2 separate regions of the Mus musculus genome follow, and region 2 is linked to region 1. The links are chromatin loops, found by intact Hi-C in ENCODE. Cell type or tissue: left cerebral cortex. All regions are shown on one strand.

Evidence for each region. Hi-C counts contacts between places; a loop is a spot of excess contacts. Peaks named below come from ENCODE experiments on the same cell type or tissue, not always from the same donor. Only the 100,000 strongest peaks of a DNase experiment are listed, where the experiment ranks them.
Region 2: a loop joins it to region 1, with 6 times the contacts of the local background. A loop is called at or near these places in 3 of 42 quality-filtered maps.

Annotation. Positions count from the first base shown.
Region 1 is chr2:67,222,393-67,230,392 of GRCm38, forward strand. No RefSeq gene overlaps it. Among named protein-coding and RNA genes, the nearest start is that of Gm1322, 53 kb to the left of the region's middle. In left cerebral cortex, a CTCF peak has its summit at 4,093 (motif pointing right); a DNase peak (open chromatin) is centred at 4,099.
Region 2 is chr2:68,345,433-68,353,432 of GRCm38, forward strand. The region is part of intron 10 of Stk39 (serine/threonine kinase 39); the gene reads right to left. Among named protein-coding and RNA genes, the nearest start is that of Stk39, 120 kb to the right of the region's middle. In left cerebral cortex, CTCF peaks have their summits at 4,297 (motif pointing left) and 5,406 (motif pointing left); DNase peaks (open chromatin) are centred at 1,395, 1,631, 3,709, 4,288 and 3 more places; H3K4me3 peaks cover 1,282 bases; H3K27ac peaks cover 1,737 bases.

The DNA.
Region 1 (8,000 bases):
GTATCTCAGTTCAGAGTGAATTCGCAGTCGGATGGTGCCTTACAGGACTCTAATGGTGGCTTTTAACTGTTACATACATTTTCAAAATAAATCATCATTTAAATAACAGACAACCTACTTTTAGGTGGAAATAAAAGTCTTGAAGAAGAAAAGTCAGGTATGAATGGAGCAAATTCTCGAGCTGGATATCACCTTCCCTCCTTCACAGAGAAGCAGCCATGTTCCCTGTAGAGCACATACTGCTTTAAGGGGGTCTTGCTTCCACAAAGCTCTTCCCACATGCATAACTTTCTCTTATGTTCATCTTCACATACAGCATAATGGACCCCTTGGGAGCATTCACATTTTCAGTAAAATTGTGACTTTTGAAGCAACATGAAATAATTCTCTATTTGCTGTCATTGAAATGACAGGCTATGTGTAACCTTGAGTACACAGGACACAGCTTAGCAGTGGGAGGTGAGGTGGAAATTCTTCTGAGTGATTTAGGAAGGACTGGGGACAAATCCACGCATGACAAGGACATGACATAGCACAGCAGGTTCATAATAAGAAGAGACATGTATGCTTCCCGAAAACAAAACTTGACACTAATTAAAGGGTCAGTACCAATAGATCAACCAAAACATTCGAGAATCCTCTCTGAAGATATTTCAAAAGTTTTGTTTGCTTATTTGTTTGTGGGAAAAAAATGAAAAATATGTTACCAGGCCCACGTAGACTTTTCAGACACTGTATAGAGATGTTGTTGCTGAGTTTTCTCTAAATTTTACAGAAGACAAGTTAGGAACATAGATCATTTGACAACTATGGGCTCCATCACACAAGGAAAAGCAACTTTTCTTGTGTACAGGCCGTCCTACTCAGCACTTTAGAACTATGTGCTGCCAAGATGATAGGTACCTTATTCAGGCTTCATCAATTCTGGTGAGAGTTCAAATGGAAACCTCACAGCAGTTTATAGACAAGTGACAAGGATATCATATGATTTTCACTGCTAACATTTTAAAATATTTATTTTAATCCAGTCATAAGCACACGTACAATAACCCTTTGAGGGGCATGGATGTCATGCTTGCACACAGCATCTTAGCCCCAGGACACTGAACAGTTACATCAGCTCAAGCAGATCAGGAACTGGAATTGAACAGGCAGAGGCTTCCCAAATACAAAAGAGACTATGGCTTTTCTTCTAACCCCCACTCGCTCAAGCACAGGCAATCGCTGTCTTAGTGCTTAAGTCTACAACACATTGATCCTGTAGCTCTTTGATCTTAATCTTGATTTATGAAGTGATTCTAAGAGAAATGGGAGAATAAAGATACCTTTAGATTTAAAAACATTGTTTAAGTTCAGACCTTACAGAGGAACCCATACAGCTCATATTTAAAATGTTGTTTCACTTTGCAAAGACAGTAATAAAACAGTTTGTATATGATCTCAGAAAGAAAATAAATCTGTTTGGAATATTAAGAATGTGGTTATAGCTTTCATAGAGTGAGCCTTTTCTCTACTGTTCTCTAACCTCCAGCCCCAAAGTACATAGTCCTGGACTTATTTCTGCAACATGTATTTTTCTCTATGTCAAATGAGGTACCAGCTACACTTTCACTCACACTAGATAGTAACTATATTTACCAAGAATCTGGCCAGCAATGTGGCTGAAGAGCTGCCTGCGTACACTCAGTACTATACTGTCAAAAAAGGTTATGAAATTATTCATCTTAGGAATTAATATTTACTTGCACAACATTTTCAAATTACATTTTCAAATCTTTCTTTTTGAGACAGGGTCTTACTGTGCAGTCTAGGCAAATTTTAAAATGATGATTATTCTGCCTCAGCCCCCAAAGTGAGGGGATTAGAGGCCTGAGCCCATTATTTGGCTTCAGATCATAAGCTCATTAAGCTTCTATATAAACAGAAGTATTGAAGGTGCACTCAGAGATATTAGTTTTCTGATATCTAGATGAGGTACTAGAAACTATGATTTAAGAATCTTAAACTTACCTTACTTTTCAGTGTATGGTATAATCTCACTTACACCGTCCAGCACAATCAACTCATTCATTTCAATCCATTATATTTAAATAAATTTATGTTCCAGTATTTATACTGAACTACTTGGAGATATGCCTATGTTTCTTGTTCTATCTCAGGAGAAATACTAAAACTTCACCTTGGTGTTCCCACTGCTCAATGAGTAATGACACAGCAATGGCATAGTGTGCAGTCAGTGTTTGTGTACTGTAGCAGTACTGTGATTTGGACAATTACATAGATAGAATTGGAGGGACTATTGCTTGTACTCATCTAGTTTCTGTGCTAGTTAGCTTTTACTGCCGACTTGACACCATGTAAAGTCTCCTAGGAAGAGGGAAAATTCTGTTGAAGAATTATCTCTTTCAAATCAGAATGTGGCCATATGTATTATGAGGGAGGGTCTTGATAGATTGATGTGGGAAGCTCAGGCCATTTGGTGAGGGCTCTGTCCTTATGCAGGTAGGACTAAGCTGCATAAGAATGCTAGTTGAACAAGCCAGAAAATGAACCAGTAGGCAGAGCTTCCCCGTGGTTTATTTTTCATTGTCCTTCCTCTCCAGGTATGGATTGCCACCTGGAAGTGTAACCTGAAATAAAAACATTCCTCCCCAAGATCTTTTGGCCAGAGTGCTTTATCATGGCTATGGGAAGTGAACTAGGAAAGTTACCCAAGGCTTTTCCATAGGCCATTTATTTTTGGAATTATTTGTTCTCTTCATAATAAAATAAATCTCAATTTTGTTTACAAGATGCTTTCCTGCTATTATTGTGCTGATTATAAATAATCTATCATTATTAAAATCTGGACAATCAATAATCTATGCATCTATTCCTTCCTAAACTGTAGAAAGAAGATAACTGCTCTGCTGTAATGCAGATACAGTGCAATCTGCTGATATTTGTCATTGAAATTATTGCCATTTAAAATACACTCAGCTGTCTAGTGAGAGCATGTGGCATTCAGGGAACAAGAGACCACTCACAGGAACCTATGCTTTTATAACAAATATGCAAATATTATATTCAGCCTTACCAAAGACACTCTTCTTCTTCTTCAGTTGTAAATCCTTGTCTTCAGGTCTACATCACCATTAGTGTCACAGCTGACAGACTAGAGTCAGGTTTTCCTTTGGTGTTCTCTGACTATTCATGTTTTGCTCAGAATCTTTCCCCGACAAGAGTTACCTTGAACATTTACTCTCTGCCAAAGATGTGCAATCTCATGGTCCTAGAGTTTACACATGGATAAGCTCCATAGGAGGGGAAATTGAAAGCCTGAATTCCAGTTCTTTTATCTAACAAGTTTAATCCATGTATCTGCAATTTGGTAAAGCAGCAGCTGCCCATGTTCTAGTAGGCAAAGTACACCATTCATAGCCAAGCTCAGAGTCCCAAGACCAGGGCTTGATTGTTCACTCACAGTTGATCCTCAAATTGGGAGGTAAAGATGAGCAGAGCTGGTCAAGTTGAGTGCTGCTTACTGGCATCCTCATGGGACTTTCTCAGCCTGCTTTCCTATAGAACCCAGGACCACTCACAATAAACAGGGCTCTTTCCCATCAAACACTAATTAAGAAAACTCATAACAAGCTTGATTATGGAGGATTTCTCTCAACTAAGATTCCATTCCTTTGAGTGATTCTTGCTTGTGTCACACTCCTTCCTGTCCTACTTGTAGGTAAGGATAGAAGCATCTGTTACTGCTCATATGTCATACCAGGCTGCCTGCTGCCATGCTGCCTTCCATGATGATCATGGACTCTCCCCCTGTATAGCCATGATTGTGATGTCTTGTCACAGCAGTAGAAAAGTAATGCAGACAGCATCCTTTTAGAGTGCGTAGGTCATTTACAATTTAAATAATAATAATAATAGTATTAGTTGCTAGTTACTGCTATAACAAATGGTCTCAAACTTAATGACTTAAAGTATGCAAATTTATAATCTTAAGGTTTACATCAAAGTTCTTCATGAGATCTGGTGACATGACTCACCATGTAGAGGAGCTTGGCTTTTGTGTAGGCCAGCAGGTCTGAGTTTTATTACTGTATACCACAAGATGGCAGGAGAGAGACAACTCCTGAAACCCTTGGACCATAACTTAGCACCTCAGCACCACTGTGGTGCATGAAAGTCCATCACATAATCAGCCAACAAACACAGACACTATTGCATACGTGAGCAAGATTTTTCTGAAGGGACCCTGATATAGCTGTCTCTTGTGAGGCTAAGTCAGTGCCTGGCAAATACGGAAGTGGATGCTCACAGTCAGCTATTAGATGGAACACAGGGCCCCCAATGGAGGAGCTAGAGAAAGTACCCAAGGAGCTTAAGGGGTCTGCAACCCTATAGGTGGAACAACAATATGAACTAACCAGTATCTCCCAGAGCTCATGTCTCTAGCTGCATATGTAGCAGAAGATGGCCTAGTCGGCCATCATTGGGAAGAGAGGCCCCTTGATCTTGCAAACGTTATATGCCTCAGTACAGGGGAAAAACCAGGGTCAAGAAGTGGGAGTGGGTGGGTAGGGGAGCGCGGGGTTGGGGGAGTATAGGTGACTTTCAGAATAGCATTTGAAATGTAAATGAAGTCAAAACCTAATTAAAAATTGGAAGAAAATAAATAAAGTCTGCACACACACACATATGCACACACACTCACATGCACACCAAATAAAATAAACAATTAAATTCTGTGTGCATTTCATTAAACTAAAATTTAAATGTCAACCAGGTATTGTGGTATGTATCTGTAATCCCATACAATTGGGAGGCTCTCTTTGGAGGCAAACATCATTCAGGAGTTTCAGACCAAAGGGGCTTCCATAATGAGACAATTTAAAACAAAATAAAATAAAACAAAACAAAACAAAACAAAACAAAAAGGAAGAGAGAGTAAGAAACAGAGGAGAAGAGAAAGATAGAGACAGAGAAATGGAGATAGAGAGAGGGTGGTGATAGAAGACTGGTTAGGAGAGAGGAAGTTTGCATTCCTTCTAGATGGGCGCTATGAAAGAGATTTCCTTATCATCTCCAGCCTGTAGCTGCCACCCTTCCATTTTGATGCATGATACCTTTACACTATCTCCACCACCCCCCCTTTGGGACAGGGTTTCTCTGTGTATGTCTGGTTGTCCTGGAACTCACTCTGTAGACCAGGCTCAGAAATTTGCCTGCCTCTGCATCCCAAGTGCTGGGATTAAAGGTGTGCACCACCACGCCCAGCCCTTTATACTATCTTTAAACATTAGTAAAAGTCATTCTAGTGCTGTGTTGTTCTAGCCCCTCCTCCTGGTACTGTTTTCCAATTTTAGAATAACTTCTGAGTACACTGGGTTGGTTCACATGGCGTAGGACAAACTTGCTATGATAATGAGGACCCTCATTCCACCTATCACAATACAACTAAGATCAGGTTTGAAAATTATGAATATTTGTCTTGCCTCTATATTTACATATTGAAGAAGCAACAGTTCTGCCTTGTAAAAAAAAGACATCATTCTTGCCTATGTGAGTTGCAAATTACACATTCTTGCTGTGTCTTGTGCATTACAAGAAACGTATATAAAATGAAGGTACTTATTAAAACTCTCAACTCTATAAAATAGAGTGAGGTTATAAAGAAGTGGAAAAATGTCTACAGAAGGCTATGTGGAGCTGTCAAACTTTTTTACAGAAAGCCAATATATATAGTACCATTAGCCAATGAATGCAATTGAGCTAGTCTTTGAATTAAATAACCAAGGGAAGTCTTAATATCAGACATTTAATTTTTAGTATGAAAGGCTTATGAAGTTTCTAGTGAGCCATTTAATTCCATGTCTAATTCTACATTTCACGGCTTTAGATTGTAAATTCTTCAAGCCCCAATGATTTCTGGATGACTGATGGTGTATTCAGGGATACCATTTTTCCAGTTACTAAGTACATTCTGAGCATTGTCATCCAAAAGGATAGCAAATGTACATTGCTTTTGGTATGTAGCATAATTTCAACTTCTCATCTAATGAGAGGCCTGAAGCAGGATAACCAGTTTAATTTCTTGCCACAACTAAGTGTCTTTAAACACATGTTCTGATATTCATACTAAAATATTTGGAAATGAATCTACTTCCATTAAGTATTCATGGGAAGGGACTGTGCTAAAATTTATCCTGTGATGCCTCTGATGGTCAGGGTTCCAAGCATAGGGGAAATATACTTTAGACTATCAGCCCCATAGTGAAACTACATGGAGAGCATCACTCTGGGATTTTCTGATCTTATTACATGGGCTATGAGTGGCCACAATTCATTGTAACAAAAACTGGGGAAGCATTATAATTGTTACAGCTGGATAGTACCGTATGATATTCATAAATACTCTGTTCTCAAATTTAATCAGACAGCAGCCACAAGCTTGCCTAAATACCTTTCAGATACATACATTTGGGATTTCCACCAAGACCAGTTAACTGGAAAGGCACAGGATAAGAATTCTGAGTTTTTGCCAGATCTCTAATTAGTTCTGTTGCTAAACTTGAAGAACACAAACCTTTTTTGGCCTGGTGGTAAGAAGACATGTTCCATTTGATCATACATAGCTGGTTGAGAAGTGTGAGCTCTGGTCATTAGCAAGACCCTTGGGACCCCTTCCCAGTTACCCTGCCATCCTCATTTCCTCTACTTAAAGACACATTGACAACAATCTTGAACAGTAAAGATTATCTCGGAGAATTAGCATTGCACTGTTGGCCTAAGCTCATGCTCTCCCACAGTGCCTCCATACCCCTGAAGGACTGTGGAACAAATGCTTACTTTCTCTCTTCTCGCAAAAGTTGATAGCTGCACACTGTTGGAAATTGCAATGTTACTGTGAATTTTTCTAGCATTGTGCTATGATACTGGATTACAGCAATTACAGAAAGCTTGGCATGCTACTGAAAATGGATTTCAGGTTATTTAGTTCTTTAATGACAAATTCTTTTGTTTTTCCATCTTAATTGCTTTATTCTACAGTGGAATTTTTAAAGTTATCTCACCGAATATCTCTATCATTTAATTTCTTCTATTTTTTTGTTGTTGTTGTTACTTTCCCCCAAAATAGAAGAATGCAATTTGGACATGCACTTGCTGTGTCTTCTGTATTTTGATTCCTTAAGACAGGGTCCATTATCATTTACTGTAAATGCTAAATGTGTCCTTGGGACATAAATTAGTTTCTCAATCTGGTATTGGGAATAATATAGACACACAAATGATTAATAGATAACATATAAAACAGGTATGTATACATAATGCTTATGAAGCACAAGTCAATATAGTTATAGTCTGATCTAAATTGTAAAGTTTGTTAGCTCCCAAGACAGTAGAATTCATAGTAAAATCTTATAGTTACCAGCATGAATTACCCTGTAACTTCAATTGTTTAAAAACTTTGTTTCAAAGCTTTTGTGGTGGTCATATTGTTTTACACATCTTCATTGGAAAGTTTCTACATCTTAATGGTATATTAAGTAAGGGAGAGAAGCTGACTATGTTTAAAAGAAAACAATTCCATTTAGTATTAAATATTATATAATGGCACTTTAGAGAACCTCATGAAATGAATGTCAAAAATCAGAGTGAACTCACTGAAATCTCTGGGTCTCTCTGTCTCTATTTGTCTCTGTCTGTCTCTGTTTATATCTGTTTCTGTTTTTCTGTTTCTCTCTGTCACTCTCTCCCCCTCTTTCTTCCTCCCCCTCCTTCTCTCTCTCCCTCCCCGTCCTCCTTCTCCTCCCCCCCCCTCTCTCTCACCATTTATTACCAGATTGCAATCCTAGGATTCATTAGTCAACATCTTCTACTTTCTGACCTCCACATCCTTCTCTCTCTCCCTCCCCATCCTCCTCCTTGTTCTTCTTTCACCTCTCTCTCTCTCTCTCTCTCTCTCTCTCTCTCTCTCTCTCTCTCTCATCCTCTCCATTTATTACCAT
Region 2 (8,000 bases), 1.1 Mb after region 1:
AGGGCCAGCACAGACAGCTGACAGGGGTCTCTGTGGTGAGCCCTGCAAAGGCGTGAGCCAGGGCATGATGGAAGGGCCAGTCCGGCGCTCTCCAGCTTGCAGCTGCTGTATCATTTGTTTGCTCTGGACAGAGGCGATTATAGCGACAGAGCAATGAGGAAAAGTACCCCACAGCACTGCACGTTCAGCGGGTACCACACTTGGCCTAATTCCTTATACAAAAAGAACAGGATGGCCCAGAGTCCCTCACTACCAATCTCCCAAGAGCAGGTCCTTCTGCGTTAGGATAGGGCCCACTGGAATCTTTCCTTGACTTACCACCGACAGTTTCAAGCTCCGAAATCTCGCTACAAAATAGCTAAGTACAGCTCTAGGAGAAAGTCAAAACAAACCAAAGCTGTATCGCTGACTGCAATGCCAAATACTGACGAGTACCCGTGAGATAGATAGCACATACTGTGTCTGCCTGCCTGTGGAAATGAGGTAGTACTTAAAAGTGTGCGCGCCTGTCTGTGTAAACAACGTCTGCCTGTCTGCTTGTCTGTGTAAGCAATGGATGTCTACCTGCCTGACTATGTAAGTAGAGGTGTATCTATCTGCCTGTCTGTGTAAACAAGGCACCCTGTGCCTGTCTATCTGTTTATGTAAGTAATATCTGTCTTCCTGTCTGTGTAAGCAATGTGTGTCTGTCTGCCTGTCTGTGTAAGTAATAAGGTATCATACTGTGTCTATCTGCCTGTCTGTGCAAGTAATGTGTATCTGGCTTGCTGTCTATGTAAGTAGTGTGTGTGTGTGTGTGTGTGTGTGTGTGTGTGTAAAGCATTACTTGACTAGAACCCCAGACTAAGATGTAGAGTTAAATAAAACGTCTTACATTTTAAGAATTGGTAAGGCACACTACTCATTAACAATTATAGGTCATTTTTTTAATGAAACAATTTCATTCCTTGGAATATATCCTAACAAATAGATAACATTTTAGCAGTAGTGCACACCCAGTGATGTTCACCCCTCTGTAATTAAAAGAACTAATTAATTAATCATTCTTGCAGCAGAATGTCATGTAGCCATCAAAAAGATGATAGACATCACCTGACACATAAAGATATGCACCGACATCTGAAAATATGATAGTGTCTGATAGACCCCAGCTTCGCTCTTTGACTCCTTGGGGGTGCAGACAGAGGGAGGAATACCTCCAGTCCGAGGGTGTAGCAGAATAGGTGAGACTCAAAGGTCAACAGAGCTGGAGAACTGCAGCTGACTGGTTGAAAGACACAGAGTTGAGGATTCTGGTCGTTAAGCCTACAAATCAGTGAGAGGCAACAGTTGGCTATGTCCACAAGGGGCTCACAGTGAAGGCTCCCTCGTGAGCAGGTGGCAGTGCCAGGACCAGCTCTGAAGAGCTTGACCTTCAAGCCCATTTAGGTGGCCCAGGCTTTCTCTCCCTTAGCTCCTCAGAGCCTTTCCCCTGGCCACTGCTTAGCTCCCCAGAGCCTTTCCCCTGGCCGCTGCTTAGCTCCCCAGAGCCTTTCCCCTGGCCGCTGCTTGAGGCTTTGTGAGAGGTCTGCACTTTCCCCCAACCCTGCATGCCCTTCGGGCCTGGCCAGTTCCCTCACATAGGCCAACAAGCTGGCTGAGGAGCCAAGCAGCTCCATGCAGCCTTTCAAGTGTGAGCGCTCCCTCCGCATGCCTCAGCCCAGTGGCTGCCTAGCAGGCTGCACAGGGCTCCTTCCCTTTGTGTTTGAGTCTGGGAAAGTAAATAGAACTTCTCAGATGCTTCTAAATCAGCATTTGAATGTGTCAGCAGTAATTAAAGAGCAAGCTTCAAAAAAAAAATCTGTTATCAAAGCAACCTTAACTAGATTCCTTCAATTTTAATTTGTTTTCAAAATGACTGAGTTTTAAAGATCTTTTCTAAAAATACAAAATAATTCTGCCTTTCAAAAAGTTAGTCCGGAATCTCTAATAAACCAATCACATTTGATTAGCTCCAAACAAGGACAGCCCCCATCCTTGCCCCCTTTTCTCTGTTTCTAAACTTGTTCTGCACCTCAGCTCCCCTACCATGGTCTCTGAGACTCAGGGAACAGGACCGGAAAGGGGGTAGGAAGGCACAAGGTAGGCTTCTCTCCGCAGCACTCCTTCCTGCCCCCACAATGCCCCACACTTCCTGACTATCAGTGACTTTGAGCTTCCCACCTCCAAAATGCCAAACTCATTTTCAAGATTTTCAAGATTGAGATGAGGAAAGTTTAACACGATTTCCCCTCAGTGGAGGAGAGGAGAAGATTTTAGGAACACACGATTAGGGAGAATTAACTTAGCCAGGTATTGGAGCACCTTAGTAAGTGAACTGAACGGTGGCAGGGGAGCACATGCTCCCTGCTGGCTAGAGGACATGCTGGGCGGGACTAAATGTCAACCCCCTGCACCAGCCACCTTGTTGAGTGGCTCAACCATCGACTTTAGGCTAAGGACTCCCAGAAAGCCCAGTAGTGAAAGATTTTAAACCTTGAATCAGCTGCATCCAAATCTTAGCTGTGGACCAGGGGAATCCCAGAGAGCGGAGAGCAACCTCAGAGATCCCCCTGGAGCAAAGGTTTAGCTGTCTCCTCCTGCTCTCGGGATTATGCCAGAGGCCACTGCACCACCATCTTACTCCCCGAAGTTTCCTTAAAAAATACCTGCAGGGACAGTGCTGAGCACAGTCTACACAGGAACTAACAGATCACTCACTGCTCCTAAGCCCACGGGACTCAGAGGCTGCACCGCGGCAAAGTCGAAGGGCGGGAACTCAGCTTGACACAGAGTATGACAGAACCGGGGTCTCGGGGTCACAGGGCCATGGAGCTGCAGTCACAGGGCCAGGGTGGTACAGACTAAGACCATGGAGCAGCTGGGGCTTCGGGAGACATGAGAAAGCCTCACCCAGCCACCCTGGAGCTACAGCAATAGTGAGTGGCTTTTGTCTTCGTTAACAAAACACCTGACAGAAACAACTGTGGAGAGAGGGATCGATTTTTGGATCACAGTTAACGGGGACACGGTCCTTCATTCGTGGTGGGGAAGGCATGGCTGTGCAGAAGCTAAAGCCAGAAGCCTGTTACAGTTCTAGAGGTTGGGAAGCAAAAAGCTCAGGCTGGAAAGGGGATGGGTTCCTACCCCCAAAACCCAGCCAACATTCAGCTTCTCCCCCCAGCTAGTCCTTTTCTCCAGACCTTCCAACTACGACCTCCTGCTGCCATGCAAATGTCCAAACAAAACATGACCGCGTGAAGACACTGCGCGTTAAAGTGCAGCTTGGTTGAGGGGCAGCTTTCTGAACCAGGGAGAGGACCAGCAGAGAGCCCTCGTGGGAAACACGTGCGAATTTCCCAGGTTCTATTTCCCGGTGCCAAACTCTGTAAGGCAATAAACCCACCAGTGGCTGAGGTGGGCACGGTGGAAACAGAGCCCAGAGGGATGAAGGAACCATTCGCGGCCCTGCCCTCCCTGTGCTGCAGGTCTCATCCTGGAAGCAGCACGAAGATTCCAAGTAGGAAGCTGTGAACTGGGAGTCAGGTACAGAGGCTGGCGAACTGTGGGCGGGAGGTGGGATGCAAGCAGGGATAAAGGCTCTCCATCAGCAAACATACGCAGCCTATCCTGGAAAACACAGCCATGTACATACAAATCCTTGGGAAAGCTGAGCAAGTCTGTCAAAGGCAAACGGGAAGCGCTGACTGCACACGAACATACCGCCCTCAAGCACGTGGCTGCCGTGCAACACAGCCAATGATTCCGCCCAAGTGTTTCCAGGACAGAATGCTGACAGTTCTTGGCAGTTTAAAACCAGCGTCTCTTACTTCAGAATTCTTATCGCTGTTTCCAAATCTCCAAAATGGATCCCCAAACCTCCCATACCTAACAAAGCTCAGTGTCTTGAAAAGTCACCTCAATCTAAAAGGCACAGGCTTTCCCTCCAAGTGAGGATCAGAGAAAAACAAACAAAAAAACCAACCAAACAAAAAACACACAGCATAGCAAACCCAGGGAGAGGGGAAAAATTTAACAATAAAATGTTTGGGGGTTGTTTTGTTTTCTCTTGCTTGGTCGTCTGCACGGAAAGTAATATTCTGTGATGCTTTTGCCCTGCTGCTGCCTCTGCCCTCACCTCTGTCAAATTCACACGCAGCACAAATACTGAGCAAAAGGACACAATCGACAGCAGCGAGATTGTTTTTATACAACAGTCAGCGATTCCGAGGGTCAGGACTGAAATGAACTATTCTGACAGCGCCCCCTAGTGGGAGAAGGCACTGCTCCCACCAAAGGAAGTCTTTTAAACTGACCTTACACTTAAGAAGGAATGAGAGTCTCTGCGTCTTCGCTGTCCCCGGAAGACCTGCCCCAGACACTGTACCTGCCGAACAGTAGCCCTAACATTTATGAGAGGTAACACCTCCACCATCCTCTCTAGGAGCATGTGGTCCCTCAATGGTACACCAACACACGCAGTTGCTTCTGTAGGAGGAGAGTTAAGAAACACACGAGTTAAGAGGACTGCAGCCCCGAGCCTATCTGATGCACCTGCGTATCCCAGATACCTCTGTTGTCAACGTTACACAACCTAGAATCACCTGAAAAGAGGAAGCCTCAACTAAATCATTGCCTTCAGACTCACCTGTGGCCATGTCTGAGCGAAACGGTCGTCACTGATGATTGACATGGGGAGGCCCGCCCACTCTGGGCAGCACCATCCCTGGGCACATGGATGAAGGCAGTGGACCTGGACTGTGTAAGAAACAAGCTGGCTGAACATGATCCAGGTAACCCAGTAAGCAGTGTTTCCTTACGGTTTCTATTTCAATTCCTGCCCTGACTTCCCTCAGAGATAGACCGTTACCCGGACGTATAAGCTGAAATAAACCCTCTCTTCCAAGGTTGCTTCCTGTCACAATGCTTAGCGCACGTGGCAGCTGGAATCGAGTCTGGCTCACTTCTCCTCCTCCTTCGGAGTTAGTTAGCACACACTTGGAGTCCCTTCTGCCTCTGTTCACCCAGCACTAAGGTGTCTCGGAAACCAAAGAACTGCCTGAAAATAGCCTGATACTACTAAACTGTATTAATTGAATCACGAAATCCTGGAAGCACTCCAATCTATCTCCCAAACTTAAGACTCTTGGTTTTCACATGAATTGCGTCTATTACATTTCTTTGATTTGTTAAAGAAAATGTAACACAGATTTAAAATCTTTAATTCAAAATAAAAGTGGCAAGTACTTAGATCATCACCCTTCAATTACCTGTCCTATAAAAGAGCAGCCACCTGACTAACCGGATTACCTCAGTCAGCTTCTGCTCCAGGGCTGCGGCTTCCACACGCCTAACCTTCCCTTGGGGTCCTCTAAAGGCAACTGCTGCCCTCTACTGGGAAAACATGGAACAAAGCTAAAAACCACCTCATTTCTTCTGGTTTCAACACCTGACTGAACTGAGATGGCACGAGGGAGGAAGACAGCTTTGCAGAAGCTTAAAAGTCGTTTCCTGCTTTTCTCAACTACAGAACCTAAACGGTAAGAGGCTGAGAAGTTGGCTTTGGAGCCACCTAGTCAGGATGCTGGCTGCAGTCAAGGCCCAGAGTTCTGGATCTCAACTTAGAGTCTGAAAACTGAGGCGAATATTGATGGTCTTGAATATTGGCTTAGCAGTATACACCAGGTTTTTACTTTTCCACAGCTATTTAAACATAGTTATGGTCTTTGGGGCCATACTCAACATATCTCCCACTTACTACTATTCAAGAGATAACACATTCAGAATGTCACTGACTGTTCTAATGATGCAAAAACTGAGACAGAAAATATGAACCAACTACCTAGCCCAGCACAAGCAAGTGAACGGTACACACTGCTTCTCTCTCCTCTCCCCTGGGCTTATCTACCAGCTCCATGACCGTTCTCACACCAGCAGTATATACGCCAGGGCACGTGATCTGATGGTTTGACTCTCTGCTACCCTTGGAGCTACAGGGATGTGTGCTCTGTGCTCCCTAATGAAAAGTGAGTTCCACCGTCTGGGCTGTCCTGTATCTATCTTCATCTCAGAGTCCACTACTGGGGGCAGTGCCAGAAAGAGACGCTATGCACCCCCAACCCATGACAGCCAGCACAAAACAGACATAATGGCATTGTAAGAGCAAAGTGGTGAAGGTAGAGGCAACATGAATGATTATAAGGTGATAAAACGCATTATATGGTAACATCTATTTATTGCAAAATATGTCCCAACTGTTATGCTATATGCACTGCCCAATTCTATATACACAAGCACAAGAGGATATTGCCTCTATCATTTATGAATGAGAAGCTAAGCTCATGATTTAATCACTTGTTTAACAAAAGGTGATTAACGAGTGGTGTTAACAAATTCTCACTAGCCATGTCTCCCCTTTCAGATTTTTCAAGCCCTTCTACCACCTGAGATTCGCCCAAACCCACCAGAGAGCTACCAAACTCTCCTAGCTTCCCACTGTCAGGACCTCTCCCAGCAGGCCCCGGTGGCCACAAATGGCATGGATACTCCCCCACCCCACCTGTGTTGAAAGTAGACAACTCGGCATGCCCACGAGTAGCAGCCCCGCCCCTTATGGAATTCATTTCCAGTCCCTTTTCCCTTCCTCGGGAGGTGGCAGAAGCAGCATCGACCATAGACCAGGGTTGAGGATGGAGCCCCTGCCTACCTCACATTACATTTTGGGAAGTCCCTGTCATGCTACCATCCGGCAAGATGTAACAACAACGCCTGCTCTCCCTTCCTTTCTGTTTGAAACAAAGAAGGAAACAAGCGACTAAAAGTGGTGTGGAGGCTCCTGAGGAGGACCGTGCACACTGCAGCTCCCCACTCTCATGCTCTCCACTAGTGCATGGGAAGTAGAGGTTACCTCAAGATAGCAGAGGTTAGCTCTGGCTCTTATGGGGCAGAAAAAGAGAATATAAAGACTGCTGAACAGTCAACAGCAGTGAAATCACAGTTCCAAAGAATAAAGGCTGGGACCGCCTTCCTCCTCTGTGAGCTTCGCCAAGAGCTCTCTGTCCATCCCATCCAGGGACGCAGTGCTAGAGAAGCCATCCCTGTCACCCACCCCAGCTGTGTGCCTATGTGCTTGTAGAACACCCAGCTGTCCACAGCCATGGGTGACCCCGTTATTCACATAATGCCCAGGACATCGTTGTGGACTCAGCATCTGCTGCTGTAAAGCACGAGGCCAGACATCCTTGTGCTTCCATGGCTCAGCCCCGGGCAGCACAGAGTCAGAGATGCTGGCACAAAGAGGTCAGGCTGCTCACTCTGGCCACAGCTGTGCCCAGCACAGATGGAGAGAGAATAGCACCAGCCTCACTTGCTGCCTGAGTCTGATGCAAATGTACCCTGTCCACTACAAATCCCAAGGAATTCCTACCCCTGACATCCTATGAACGTGCAGCCATAATGACGCAGAGCGTATATACGGCCTTGGAAAAAAAAAGATGTCATGACCTGGGGGATAAGTAGGTTCCTGTACTTGCGTTTTTAATGAAGAAGCTGACAGGTGCCGCCTAAAGCAGGTAGTCACCATTAAACCTCAGCAGGATGGGAGGGAGGCAACAAGGTGTGCCTCGTAATATAATACACCCAGAATACAGCCTCACTCCTAAGAAGCCTGTCAAAACACGCTGGTCAGTGCACTCACGAAGAAATATCAGCTAAGTCTTTATGGAGACAGTCTACGGAATAACCGACCTGGATTCTTCAAAAGTGCAGCAACTACAAGAGACGCGCTGCTCCATATGAAAGGAAACCAAGCAGCTAAAGGAATTGCAGATGAGAACCTGTAGGGGAACTGACAACACTGGAAAATCAACAACTTTGATGAAGAGCGGAGAAGTGCATAACAGAACATAGAGATTAGTGTTAGCATCTTGCCTTTGGTCACTGTGCTGCTGTGGCATAGGAGACTGTCCTTGTGTGGGAGATAC